Linked DNA regions of Homo sapiens: region 2 is linked to region 1. The links are chromatin contacts, found by Hi-C or POLR2A ChIA-PET in ENCODE. All regions are on one chromosome and are shown on one strand. The core of a region is the stretch at or near the end of the contact, and the rest is flanking DNA. Distances in the headings are between cores, read along the strand shown. Region 1 holds the start of KCNA6 (potassium voltage-gated channel subfamily A member 6). Region 2 has its middle 27 kb from the start of KCNA6-AS1.

What was found. Hi-C counts contacts between places; a loop is a spot of excess contacts on that map. ChIA-PET counts read pairs that join two places held with the same protein, here RNA polymerase II (POLR2A). Pooled maps may share reads with other maps.
Region 2: a pooled map shows a loop between it and region 1 (2.1-fold over the local background). The contact joins the enhancer-like site here to the promoter of KCNA6 in region 1. A Hi-C loop is called at or near these places in 1 of 168 maps with a recorded cell type or tissue (naive thymus-derived CD4-positive, alpha-beta T cell) and 9 of 50 pooled maps. POLR2A ChIA-PET finds 5 or more read pairs at or near these places in 3 of 52 experiments (OCI-LY7, Panc1 and activated B cell).

Annotation. Positions count from the first base shown.
Region 1 is chr12:4,806,248-4,813,418 of GRCh38, forward strand. KCNA6 (potassium voltage-gated channel subfamily A member 6) reads left to right here and starts at 3,087. Exons shown (of 1, transcript NM_002235.5): 1 at 3,087-7,071. The coding sequence starts at 3,795. The coding sequence ends at 5,384. KCNA6-AS1 (KCNA6 antisense RNA 1) reads right to left here. Exons shown (of 3, transcript NR_199077.1): 3 at 1-621.
Region 2 is chr12:4,854,640-4,861,810 of GRCh38, forward strand. No RefSeq gene overlaps it. Among named protein-coding and RNA genes, the nearest start is that of KCNA6-AS1, 27 kb to the left of the region's middle. RefSeq lists enhancers at 947-996, 1,007-1,056, 2,912-3,555, 3,084-3,378. Within about 2 kb of position 3,937, at least 3 of the 41 ENCODE cell types and tissues checked have a DNase peak (open chromatin) inside an H3K27ac peak, as active enhancers do.

The sequences.
Region 1 (7,171 bases), core at 1,837-4,336:
AATAAATGAATGATTGCTATGACCATGGCAAACATCTGAATCTGGATACAACAACAAAAAATAACAACAAAATCTGTGCTGGCATGAAATTGGTGCTTGGTGAATGCTGGGGAAAAATCCCCTGCCATTGGAAGCCACTTGGCAGTGTTTATGGATGGAGCTGTGTCTTCCTTCACCTGGGAACTGGCATTTCTGAAGGTGTGATTGTACTCATCCTTAACATACGCTTGGGGGGAATGATCTAGGCATAGGGTTTTTCTTAAGCTAAGAAATGAGTCTATTTCACAAAAGAACTAAAAACAGAACTCTGATTCATGAATTTGCCAATGGCTTGTCCTTCTCAGGGGAACCTCCCTGGGCACAGTGAAACCCTTCTTGGGGCACGACCTCATGCTTGATGTGAAGGTCATCACAGAACATCAGCTCTGCCTGAAGGGTGGCCGGCAGCCCAGTCAGGCTTAACCCGAGGGGTACTCAAACGGAGGTTCTTGACACCTTATCAGGGTGTGTACGCTTCTGCAGAACGAAGGTTCCTTCCCATGCTTTGCCAGGATTGGTTTTGAAGAATTACTGACCTAGTTGACAGTCTCGTGAATAAAAATGGCAATGATGAAAACAAACCTGCAAATGAATCATTCATTATGAATTTGAAAACAAAAACAAAAAGAATCAGGGGTTAGTCAATTTATGACTCAGAAAATAATGACAGATAACTGGATAAGGGTAAAGTGACAGATAACTGGATGGGGGTAAAGAGTATCTTCTATAGTGTATTTGCTGTTGGTTTCCTTTTTTTTCTTTTCTTTCAAAAAGATTTTTTAAACAGAGCAACTTTTGTGTGGAGTCTAAATGGCTTAATTACATAGTCTGTAAGTGAGAAAACTCCGCTGGATGACTCCATGTACTTGCTTTCTCTCCCTTCACGGAAACATGCAAGGTGAGAGAAAGGAGTGGAAATGAGACAGGCAAGCATGAGATGGGCAAGCTGGCTGCTTTCCTGTTGTGATGTGGTTTGGAGAAAAAAGAACAAAAGCCCTTTACTCAAGCTGTAACTCCCAGCCAGTCAGCATCAAAGGCCCAAGAAGCTATTAACCACAAATTAATTAACCCCTTGCTTTAGAGAACTAAGGACCTTTCTGAGGCCCTACGTGCCTAGCTAGGCTTAACTTTCACCTCATCATGAACTTTTCCTTATTTTAGTACTAAAAATCATGCCCACAGGTGGAGATTTAAGATGCTAATGAGACATATGTTGTATGAAGCAGCATCTTAAGCCACCGTACATGTGCCCGAAAAACCTCACCTCTACATGCCCTGACTTCCCCTTACTGCAGACCTCCACAAAGGGAACCCACACCTTGACTTTGGAGAGCAACCCACTTCCTTTCTTGGTGTTTGGTCCCTTATGTCCATAAGCTTTCATAAAATCTTTCTCTTTGCTACTGTATGCTGTGATCTCTTTTGATTTCTATCCTGGGGGATCAAAAAAGCCCACAGGGCGTTGGTGCCAGAAATCAGCTGTGCAAGCACAGAAAGGGAGCAGAGGCTGTTGCCTGGCTCAACTGGTGAGGAGCAAGACTGGAGAATGAGCATGCAGTGAGTTCTAATACTAGCACATTTCTTACCCACTCAACACCTGATCCCTTCCCGACACATCCAGGAGCCTTGGTTCTCTCCTTCCTCCAACTCTCTGAGAGTGAATGCTGCTGAGAACCACTGTGGTTTTAAAATACTCCGTGCAATACAAAGAACTCTCAGATGCATCCTGTGGTTTGAGAGCACCTTTATGTGTCATTCTCATCATTAACCTCAATGAATGCATACTAATGATCTAATATGCACCAGAAGCTACACAAAAACACTTTGTAGTTGTTAGCCAATTCATTTTGGCTACAGCCAGCCAGAAAAGAGGAAACTGAGGCACAGAGAAGCAAATGTCAACCCTACCTGGAAGTGTCAGTCTGAAAAGATCAGTTGAGTCTTCCTCTACCAGACCCCAACTTGTCTGGTCTCGTGAAGAAAGACAGAAATGGATGGAAAACCATTCTTATCACCTTCTTGCTGGAGAGTTAGGGAAGAGTCAGCTGGTCCCTAACAACAAACTTTGCCCTACTCCAGTACTGCCAAAGGGGTCTTTGTTGTAACATGGCCTACAAGGAGAGGACATCTTTCTGGGAAAGCACCTAGAATGTGGCTGGCACATATTCAATGCCCAGTAAATGTAGCTATTATTTTTTCAATCAACACTCTTACATACCCCTTTTCCACTCACCCTCTTCTCCCTTTTTTTGGTCACCCAATAAGCAGAAATTCCAGATGCATCCTTCGGGGTGGTTGGGAGCAAAGGATCCCCAGGGTGCACTGTGCCCTGGGCTGAGGTATCTCTGAGGTGCTTCCATCTTCTGGGTCCTTCCTCACTGGGGTTGTTGCCTCAGGCTCTCAGGACTCCCCTGGAAATCTTCTGATGGGAAAGGCATTGATTGACTTGCCACCCTTTCTCTACCATCCCTTTGCAATTCTGGGAGAGTTGCAGCCCCGCCCTCCCAGGCTTGCAAAGGTAGACGGAGAATTATATTGGAATTTAAATCGGAAGCTCTCAAGGCATCTCAAAAATACTTTCTCTATTTTTTTTTTCCTGTAGATATTGGAGAGGTTGGCAAACGGGTCTTCCTGAAGACAGAAGAATGTATGATTTAATGTTTTCTTTAGATTTCTGTATGAGTGGATGCACAGTGCTCCGTATTGTGTGGTGGGGCGGGGTGTGTCTTCTTATTGATGAAATACACTGCGCAGGTCAACTCGGTAAATTGAAATGAGAAGAGCCGACTGCGGGGGTGGAGGGGGTGTGGTATTAGGGTGCCGGCGCTTGTGGAGGGGGGCGCGAATGTGAACGTGTGAAAGCGAGAGGCGTGCCAGGAGAGCGCGGGAAAGCTTACTGGTGAGGCAAGTGTGCGTCTATTTCCATGGCGCCCTGGCTCGCGGCAGCCCCTGGCTGGGCGAGGGGTGTGATGTGGGAGTGGGGTGGGAGGGGGCAGCAGGCGGGGCCTGCCACGTCACTTGGAGAGTGTGTGTTGGGAAGGAAGGGCAGAGCGGAGAGCCGAGCCGCTGCAGCTGCGGCGGCGGCAGCGAAGCCTTGAGCCGTGGGGAGGTGGGTCCCCGCGCTCGGGCGCCGGGGCAGCCCCGGGCCCTCTGCGAGGCCTGCGGCGCGGCTCCTAGGGAGGAGGTGGCGGCTGTGGCGGCCGGAACCGCGACCTTGGCCGGACCCAGCCCCGCGGTGGACGCAGGGCGGAGGCCGAGCCCCGCCAGGAGTCTTTGCCGAGCCGGAGGGAGGCGCATCTGGCGCTTCGGTACCAGCGGCAGCCGGGGGTCCGGAGCGGCTGGAGGAGCGCAGTGGGAACTGGGAAGAGCTAGCCCGGCTGGAGGGCGGACCTCTGCGTCCGGGAGCCGGGTCTCAGGCACCGCTGGGGGCGAAGCCACGCGTCTTTTCGGGCAGCCAATTTCACACGCGCCTGTGTGCGGTTCCGGGCATCCCAGTAAGCTCTAGCACCCGGGCGCGGGTAACGGGAAGCGCAGAACCAAATCCCCAGCGCCCAGGTCACCTCCCCAGACCCAGCCTTGCAGGGACCAGGGCTTTAGGGCTCACGGACCCAACGGCCAGGTCAGACCGCGAACCGGGAGGAGCGCGGGCCCCACCCTAAAGAGGGCGCAGCCGGGAGCTGGGGAGCGGGTGCCGCGCTCCAGAGATTGTGTCGTGGGCGCCGTCCTAGTGGCGGGGAGCGCACCTCCGAGGGGGCATGAGATCGGAGAAATCCCTTACGCTGGCGGCGCCGGGGGAGGTCCGTGGGCCGGAGGGAGAGCAACAGGATGCGGGAGACTTCCCGGAGGCCGGCGGGGGCGGGGGCTGCTGTAGTAGCGAGCGGCTGGTGATCAATATCTCCGGGCTGCGCTTTGAGACACAATTGCGCACCCTGTCGCTGTTTCCGGACACGCTGCTCGGAGACCCTGGCCGGCGAGTCCGCTTCTTCGACCCCCTGAGGAACGAGTACTTCTTCGACCGCAACCGGCCCAGCTTCGACGCCATCCTCTACTACTACCAGTCTGGGGGCCGCCTGCGGAGGCCGGTCAACGTGCCCCTGGACATTTTCCTGGAGGAGATCCGCTTCTACCAGCTGGGGGACGAGGCCCTGGCGGCCTTCCGGGAGGACGAGGGCTGCCTGCCCGAAGGTGGCGAGGACGAGAAGCCGCTGCCCTCCCAGCCCTTCCAGCGCCAGGTGTGGCTGCTCTTTGAGTACCCAGAGAGCTCTGGGCCGGCCAGGGGCATCGCCATCGTCTCCGTGTTGGTCATTCTCATCTCCATAGTCATCTTTTGCCTGGAGACCTTACCCCAGTTCCGTGTAGATGGTCGAGGTGGAAACAATGGTGGTGTGAGTCGAGTCTCCCCAGTTTCCAGGGGGAGTCAGGAGGAAGAGGAGGATGAAGACGATTCCTACACATTTCATCATGGCATCACCCCTGGGGAAATGGGGACCGGGGGCTCCTCCTCACTCAGTACTCTTGGGGGCTCCTTCTTTACAGACCCCTTCTTTCTGGTGGAGACGCTGTGCATTGTCTGGTTCACTTTTGAGCTCCTGGTGCGCTTCTCCGCCTGCCCTAGCAAGCCGGCCTTCTTCCGGAACATCATGAACATCATTGACTTGGTGGCTATCTTCCCCTACTTCATCACCCTGGGCACTGAGCTGGTGCAGCAGCAGGAGCAGCAACCAGCCAGTGGAGGAGGCGGCCAGAATGGGCAGCAGGCCATGTCCCTGGCCATCCTCCGAGTCATCCGCCTGGTCCGGGTGTTCCGCATCTTCAAGCTCTCCCGCCACTCCAAGGGGCTGCAGATCCTGGGCAAGACCTTGCAGGCCTCCATGAGGGAGCTGGGGCTGCTCATCTTCTTCCTCTTCATCGGGGTCATCCTCTTCTCCAGTGCCGTCTACTTCGCAGAGGCTGACGATGACGATTCGCTTTTTCCCAGCATCCCGGATGCCTTCTGGTGGGCAGTGGTTACAATGACCACGGTAGGTTACGGGGACATGTACCCCATGACTGTGGGGGGAAAGATCGTGGGCTCGCTGTGTGCCATCGCTGGGGTCCTCACCATTGCCCTGCCTGTGCCCGTCATCGTCTCCAACTTCAACTACTTCTACCACCGGGAGACGGAGCAGGAGGAGCAAGGCCAGTATACCCACGTCACTTGTGGGCAGCCTGCGCCGGACCTGAGGGCAACTGACAACGGACTTGGCAAGCCTGACTTCCCCGAGGCTAACCGGGAACGGAGACCCAGCTACCTTCCTACACCACATCGGGCCTATGCAGAGAAAAGAATGCTCACGGAGGTCTGACCCATGCAGGCAGGGCCTGCAGGAGGGGAGCACTGAGCTAACAGTCTCTTAGGCTTCCTTCTCATTTCCACTACTCACTCTAGCTTCAGTTGACTTCTTGACTCTCTCCCCTACACCCACTACCTGGCATCCAGGACCAAATACCTGGACTATCAACCTTGTTGCTTAATCCCTGCAGCATTCAAGGTTAATCCATCTAAGTGACATTTTTGAAATTCCAGCGGTGCCACCCAATCATGCCCAGCTTCTGTCATATGAATGAGATATACATTTATGTCTGACCTTCCCTCAAGACTGATTTTTCATGTCTGGGACTTACAATATCTCAAGGAACAGCAATGTCAACAGGATGGAAACCAGCCCTATCTGAGTCTTCGCTCCCTCCTTAGTGTTCTTTGCTTTGGGTCATGTGCGTTTCCTAGCTTCAGGCTACTTGGTAACTGGAAGAAGCTGGAGGACAGAAGCAGTACTCAACTTGCTGTTATTCCAGTGCCCTGTAACAATCACTGGTCCTCCTGCAGATGACCCTTGGTAGAGTCTTTATTTGCATAGCCTCAAAATAGGTTATTCGTTTCTAAACTTGGATGGAATTAGAGAATACAATCAAACTTTACCACTTGGAGGACACGGGGTTAGTCCAGGACCAAAGAGGCCAATGGATTTTTCAAAGTGTGCCCCAGCACAAGAGGCACTGGTGTTCGGTCTACATTTAGTTCTCCCCACTCTGATCCCCTGACTCTCCAGCTTCCAGGAAGGTTCCTTCTCAGAGCCAAATACTCTTTGTGCAAGTGCCTTCCTGAGCAGAAGAACTGGAGAAAGGGAACCACAGAGCCAGGAGGAATGTCTGAGCAGAGTCAAGCAACTGGCTTGACCACAGTCTGAAGCAAGGTGCCACTTAAACAGATACTGTTTTCTCAAAGGGGCAGAGGAATCGTGTTGCAGATGGCAGCCTTTTCTCCTTCATTTTCCCCACATTTTCTCTGGCCCTCTACCTTGCTTCCTGGGAGTTTGATTTAGGATTGCTGTTGAAGGCTTCCTCAGGCAAACTCCAGCTTAAAGCCCTAGACAGGTAAAAGCACACATTGGATGGCAGCATGGGTTTCTTCCCATTTTATGGGCATGAAATATGTGGTTTAGAATAAGGAACAAGCATTATTCCTTTGCCAACAGCCTCACTCTAAGAGGCTTTTTTGCTGAGTCAAGCAAACACTTGCCTGCTCTGCCCCTTGGAGCTGCATTTGACCTGCTCTCACTGGTAAGGTGACTTGGTGGCGTTCCCACTTGATTTAGCCATTTTCTTCCATTGTGAGACCACTGCCATCTATCCACCTGCCCACCTCCCCTTTTGTTTCTCAGTAACATTGCCATTTGTTTTTTGCCTTTGATAAACTGTGATGTACTGTTCTGAGATCTTTTGGGTGCAGTTCTGAAACTGAAAGGACTGTTAACATGTTTTTAATTTTATATCTATGCTTTCAGACTCTTTGATGATAATTTTTTTTTTAAAAATTATTCTCTCGAAGAGCAACTTACGAGAGGACAGCCTTATGAGGGTTTGCTTGAGAGGCAGTGTGGCTTCTGTGACTGCCAGCTCTAAATCTCGATCTTGCCATAACTTTACAGGGTAACTTGGGTCCACAGTCACTCTTTGTGCCTCAGTTTACCCACCCATTAAATGGGAACATTACTGTCTTCCCCTCCCTACCTCATGGGGAATGTCTGGGAAGCTGGGGACATTGCTATGCAAATGTGTGAATCTTAGTCATGGATTTGATTTTTAGTTATCC
Region 2 (7,171 bases), core at 2,687-5,186, 49 kb after region 1:
TTTTGGGATGACCTGTGACATAGGGTTGCTGGGATGATTAAGTGAGTTGCTGTAAGCACAGTGCTTCCTGTGCCTGCCTGGCGGGAAGCATGCCTAAGTGTTAACCATCATCATTATTATCATCACTATTATGGGATGGGTCACACAGACTTTCCCTTTCTGCTAAGGAAGACTGGAATTCCTCAGCTTCAGTTTCATGGGGCTCCTAGGCCAAGCCAACAGCCCTGATTGAACCCTGGGCCTGCTTTGGCTTTGTGGGCTGCAGAGAAGGACCTATCTCTCTTAGCTCAATCTCAGAACACAAAGCCAACCTGGTGGCTGGGGCGAAGTGGGAGAGGTGAGGATAAGGTGAATCTGATGGTCATCGCGACAGCAAAGTGCGGTGATGTTCGTGAAAGTGCGTGTGGCTGCCGCGCTCCCTCCAAGTGTAGAAGGCCATGAACAGTTCTCCTGGCTGCCTCTTAGATGAACAATGAACCATGAACTCATTCAGTCATCTCTGTGGAGTCCTTGTGTGTCAGAACATTTTAGAGATGGGAGGTCAGTGGGTGGACCTGCATACCACACCCCCTAGCAAACGGAGGAAAGCAAGCTTCAGGGAAGGGAGGGTGGTTGGTTCACGGCGAGGCGGGGCTGAAAGAGGCTTCCAAGGTAGGGGAGCAGCACTCCAGGAGCTCTGGCTTCAAGCCCACCTGTGGCTGACAGTGAGGCTACAGTCAGAGATGAAGAGTGATTGATTGTCTTTATGGGATGAAGAGTGATTGTCTTTATGGCCAAGGCCTCCACGTGCTGGACATGATGAAACAAACAAACAAACACACACACAGCTTCCTCTAGAAGCTGTGTGTGTGACCTGAGGGCCACACACATGGCCCTCAGGTCATGAGGCATGAGAATCTTTGAGCCGCACACATCAGCCCTGTAGCTTCCAGCAGAGCCCTTCCTGCCTTCCTTGAAGATTCAGAGCCACATTCGCATTCTGACTACTCTCCACTAGAGGGAGACATCACCACTTGTATTTAATATTTCTCCCTAGACGCTCAGTGCTGCCCTGGGGTAAGCCATGCCTGTTGGAAGAGCTCACAGGGAAGGACCAACCCAGCCTGCGGTGTGAACCTACTCAGGGCTAGGAGTCAGCACTGCCTTCCTAAGGGGCTGCCGGATTCTCTTCCCCTTTGACAGAGGTGCGGCCAGCCGTCCAGATGTGGCTGGATGACCAGTTAAGGGGCAATCACCTGCCCTTCTGCCCCACTCCGCCGGAGGTATTGGGTGCAGAAGTAAAGGTGGCTGCTCGGGGATTCCAAGTAGATGTAGGGGAGCTGAGGCCTCAAAGGCTCCCGATCTCCTGGCCTGTGAAAGCAAGTGGACATCTTAGAGAGTCCTTGCTTATGGGTGCCTGCAACTTCCAGGAAGAGGTCGTAGAGGAAGCAGCAGGAAGTGTTCCTGGAAACTCCACGCAGAGGCTGGACGCCCTGGGAACTTTGGCTCAGTGTGCTCTGTGGAGGGATATTATCTGTAGGGACCAGGATATAACACAGCAAAGGGATCAGGTGTCCTTTGGAAAAATGATTTTCCAAGTCAAATTAAATACCACTTGCTTACAGATTTTCTTGAATCTCACCAGGCTAAGAATCAGGCTGAATTATTTTGAACGCCTACCTGATCACTGGACCCGGAGTGAGGAGGGGAGACATGGAAGGTGACCTTGTATGCAACCCTTTTTCCTCTGGTGTCAGTCTTCCACTCAGGGCCTTGGTTTCCCCCTCTGGCAAGCGGGAAGTTGATTTAGGTGATCTCCAGGTTTCCTCCTGCAATAGACAGTGGTACGTTCAGTTTTTCCTCCTGTGTTATGGGTCATTTGTCACCAACTTGCTACTTTCCGCAGTCTGAAGCATATTAAAAGCGGCCCCCATCTCCCACATAAGCAAGCATTTAAAAAAAAAATACTGGTTAAAATAAAATGAGATTGGCCTCTTAGAACCAGTCAACTCATCAAAGTGATGCTGAGCCCTTCTGAGCTCAACAATGTTGACAGTAATTTATGCATTTCACAGCACTAGGCTGGAAAAGTGCAAGCACAGGGCTAAGGCTTACATTTCCTGTGTCAACAGTCACTTGCCTGGTGTCTGGTTTCTTTTTTGGTCCTGCTTACCTTGTGCCAGCCGGTGCCAGCTCAGGGGGCTCTGTGAGGCCACCTCGCCTGCTGGTGACAGAGTCCTCACTGCTTTTAATTTCCAAGTACTGCTTCATCTCTTGGAGATGCTTCAGTGACTCCATTCCAAGGCGGGTTTAGATGACGAAGTGGATGACGATGGGGGGAGTAGGGGAATCTCCTTAGAGACAAACCTGGGAGAAGGCATTTCTCATTCCAGTCAATACATAAATGTTATTGATTGGAATCATATTGGGTACATATTGCTTGGAACAAGGAAGAAGTATCTTTCCACTTCCTTTTGTTTAGCTCTTTAATGGGAAAAGTCTCTGTTTTTTTTTTTTTTTTCAGTTTCCCTCTTGTCGCCCAGGCTGGAGTGCAATGGCGTGATCTTGGCTCACTGCAACCTCCGCCTCCCGGGTTCAAGCGAATCTCCAGCCTCCTGAGTAGCTGGGATTACAGGCATGTGCCACCACGCCCGGCTAATTTTATATTTTTAGTAGAGATGGGGTTTCTCCATGTTGGTCAGGCTGGTCTCAAACTCTTGACCTCAGGTGATCTGCCTGCCTCGGCCTCCCAAAGTGCTGGGATAACAGGTGTGAGCCACTGTGCCCAGCTGTTTCTGGTTATTAATAGGAACAAAATACCAGGGCATGCTTTGTCTAGGTCAGTCCTCATTCTTCATTGTGGATCAGAATCAGCTGGAGAACTTGTCAAAATGCAGATTCCTGGGCTCTGAACCCCCGAGTTATGGACTCAGTAGGCGTAAGAGGCCTGAGAATTTGCATTTCTATCCAGCTCCCAGGTGATGCTGATGCATAGGTCAAGGACCACACTTTGAGAAGCACCGGCGGGGAACACAGTGTTACCAGGTCTTGGTCTCCATCCAATGCAGTAAACACTATGCGATAACAACCTGGGGGCTTTTGAGCTTACAGGAACAGTCAATGCAATAGAAGCACGCGCTGCTAGGTCTCCAAGGAAACAGGGACAGTCTCTTCTCCCGCTGTTAGTTAATGAGAGTGTGGTTGTAACTAAACTACTGGCTAATTACCACGATCGTGGGAAGTGTCCCAGGTCGGCGCTATGAGCTTCTGCCACTAGGGGGAACCAGGGCTATTTCTCTGCAGGCTCCAGGCTGTGAGAAGAGGAAAAGTACTGAAGAGAGCGAGCAAAGCCTTTCAGAAAATACTGCAACACTGCGTGCCCGAGGCCCCCGCACATCGCTGCAATCTTGATGTGCACAGACACCGTCGAGAACCAAGGCTTGGCAGGGAGGGGGGATGGTTGATTTTCTAAGTTGTTTGGTTTTCCTCCCTTTCCTTAAAGTACATCCACATTAAGCCGTTTATGCCGCGGGTGACCTGTAGTATGAGAAGAAACACAGGTCGCTCTCCTGGCTTTGCAGATAGAGTAAGCTCAGGAGAGAGGGAAAGGAGCTGGGCAAAATGCCAGCAAGGGAGGGCTGGGCTGGCGGGACCCAGATGTTCCCTGCCCAGGAGCGTCGTGGAGAGAAGGGGAGGCATGCCTGGGGTTTGGACTGGCCAGCTTGCAGGTGGCTGTCAACCCTGAATGTTGTGGCATAGGTCAGGATGAGGTCCCTTGGGGTGGGGGAGGCAGAGTAATTCCTAAGGGAGAAAAAGACAGGAAAGCAGGTTTTGGGGCTAAGAAGACAAAAATGACTGAGAGGTTATTTTACCTGCCTTGAACTTGCAAACAAGTATGGGTCATGACCTCTTGTGAGTGCTGCCGCATGCCCTGTCAGCTGCTGTCTTCTGGGGACACGCATATTCTGACCGCCACAGAGGGCAGCATAACAGCCACAGTGCCTGCTGAGCAGGAACGTGCCGCCTAACCGGTCCGTGGCGTCCCTGCCTCTTTCTCCCTCATTAAGCCTCTTTCCCAGGACCACAGCTTTGGAAACAGCTTAATCTCTAACAAGTGATCCCGCAGGGACTTGCATTTCAGTCCCTAAAAACCACTCTGTTCCCTTTCTCGGCATGACAGTGGCCTTCTAATGGTTTCGGAGATAAGATATGAGCCCAGGTGATGTTGGGACGTGCAGAATCCATGGTGGGCTGCATAGGTATTAATTCGAGGAACAAATTTCCATAACGTGTGTGTTTGTGGGCATGAGGGTGTACACCTCAATGGCAAATTATCATAACAAAACATTAGCTATAAACATTTAGTTTGAGGACTTGGCGTATAGTTCCAAAAAATGATCTCATTAGCTTACTAACATTCACTTGTCCCTGTGACCAACACATGCAACTCACTGTTCGGAGGGAGCCCCCATCACAGCTAAACAGAGGGACCAGGAGTCTTCCTTCTTAAGCTGCAGCCTGACTTTTCTCCAGCTTACTGTGATAGTTTTCTGGCATGAGCAAAATAAGCAGACCCTGTCTCTCATAATTGAAAAGCGTGTGTGTGTGTGTGTGTGTGTGTGTGTGTGTGTGTGTGTGTGTGTATGTATGCATCCTTTTCATATTCCTTAAAACATTTTTAGCAGGTAAAATCATGTCTCTATGCTATTCTCTCACTGCCAGCCACAGAAAGGATCTTACACAAAGAAGTCCATGGGGCTCCCCTTCTCCTGCACTCAAGTCCTGGATAGGAGTTCTGACTTTTCTGAGTGACAGTTCCCAAAAGGGTTCCTTTTCACCTTTGTTGAATGCAGAAGCAGTGGCTCTTCAAGAGAGAGCATCTCCCTCACCCCTTAGTCATTCCGAGCTATTTGGCTCACAGGTACTTTCAGCATCAGATCTGGTCCTGACTCCAGCTTCCACTGAGTACACATCCTTAGGGCCTCTGCAGGGCGGTGCACCCATGCCTGGGAGGCCTCTCCATCCCTGGATCCCTGCGGCCACTCTTCAAGGCTCCTATTGCCAACCCAGGGATCTGCTGCTCCGTGCTGCTGTCTTGAGCACTGCCTGGCTGCTTGGACCAGGCAGGGCCCAATGACCACAAGTCAGGGAATGGAGAGAGGTGTTTGCTGCAGATTGAGATTCTGATCCTTCCTCTGTCCTTGAAGGACCCTCTCCTCCCCTGTCTCCCTCGCAGCCTTCTCCAGTGCTGGAGCTGACCCGGAACATCAGAGACAGGAAAGTCACTGCTCCAGTTGAATTTTGCTGCAGTTTCTTTTTTTCTCCCCTAGATGCTGAGAGCTATTTTTAGACAGGGACTTTTTTTTTTTTTTCAGGGGATCCACAGTCTATTTTTAAAGGACTTACGGAGGCCACATCATTCAGTGTTTCTCACAGGGACTTCAGAGAGAGTTAGGTGGGACAGGCCAGAGCAGTGGGGGTGCTGGCACCTTCCTGAGGAAGAGAGGGTATCAGGAGAGACCTGGGGAAGGTTGGGAGAAGCGTGGTGCCCAGGCAGGGCAGAGTGGGCTGCTTTCTCATGCTGGAGAGCATACGAGGGACTCACCATGCTCCTCCCTCCAGTCACCCCAGGCTTCGGGGCCAGAGCTGCCTGACTATCTTCCCATCCCAGCGGCCACAATGACATTGCCCTCCAACATGGCAGTGGGTTTAATTGACTGTACTTTCCTTCCTTTTTCCTAAACGTCTGTGTTCAGATGGCTTCTGCATCTCCTCTTTCCATGGCACTCCCTTGTCTCTGCAAACTGAGCTGTGGAAAGTTTTGGATCATGCCTTGGGCCTGAAGCCAGCCCCAAGAGGGCAAAGCTGAAGTCCTGGGTGAAGAGGGGACCTCGTGTGTCACAAGATGGAGACCAGGGTGGATAGGCTCCCGCTGCGACAGGGAGGATACAGCCAGGCGGTGATCTTGTCCTGGGCTCCCCAGGAGGGAAAGAAGAAGGAGGAAAAGGAGGAATCAGAGGAGAGCCATTCAGAGTGACTTGGGCAGAGACAGTAACAGGCTGCGGTGTCCTCGGAGACTCCCCTAGACCTGCTCTTTCTTCCACTCCTGAGTCCAGCCCTTAGTGTATAACTCCAAGGTCTGTGGATTTGGGGTCTGGATTCACAAGACTAGGATGGAGTAGTCAGGGAGAAGGGCCTGGGTGGAAGATTCCAGACAGAGTTGGTGAAAATGCTTCCAAACAGAGCTAAAGAGCTTTCCTCTCAGTGAATAGACAGGGGACTGCCCTCGCAGGAGCCCTGCGGCCACCCCATTGCGTGAGCCTCTCATGCTTCTCCTTGCTGTCTCCTTGCAGGACTTAGGCCGCAGGGTCAGGGCCTGGAACTGCTCTGAAAATAACTGGGGATTCCTGGTGCTCTCTGAGTCCTCCTGCCAATCTTCAGTTGTACCAAGAAGTGAGAAGGAAGGAGGCAGTGAGTGAAGAAGTCTAATTCCAGCTCGTTAGCCGACACCTGCACTGCCCTTCAGAAAAGGGCAGGCTGGGAATGCTGTTGTGTGGCCCCCTTTGGGGTGCCAGGACCCCTGGGTAAGGCTGCGTGCCTTGGGTGGGAGCTGAGACATAGCCCGGGCACCTTCTGCACAGTGGATGGGCCCGGACAGCCTGGCATCCCTGGCTCCGTCAGCAGGCAAGGAAGGGGCGAGAGCGCAGTGTGCTCCTAGAAAGATACTTATGCTCCCCACATCAAAGCCTCCCACCGTCATCTTCCTGAGAGCCTCAGGCAAAGCTGCGGGACCCTCTTTCCCTGTTCACATCAATCTTCGCAACAATCCCGGGATGCCAGGTCTGCCCTCATTCTGAACTCTCCAGAACCCCCTAACTTTATCAATGGTGACTGTATCAGTGAGGCCCTTCCTGACCACTCTTTTTAAAATGGTCACTCCCCTCGCTAGCACCCACCCCCCACACCCTCCTCACCTAAGTTGCGATTTCTCCCACCTGCCATAGATCTCACCATAGATCTCCCCACCTGTGGTTTATTATCTGTCTCCCGACAGGATCTCCACAAAGACGGGGTTTTGTCTATTTTGTTTATGGCTAAATCCCTCAGTGCCAACAAACATGAAGCACCAAATATATATTTGCTGAATGAATTAAGAAAAAGAGCAAAATGTGCCATGGCATAAGCATCCCTG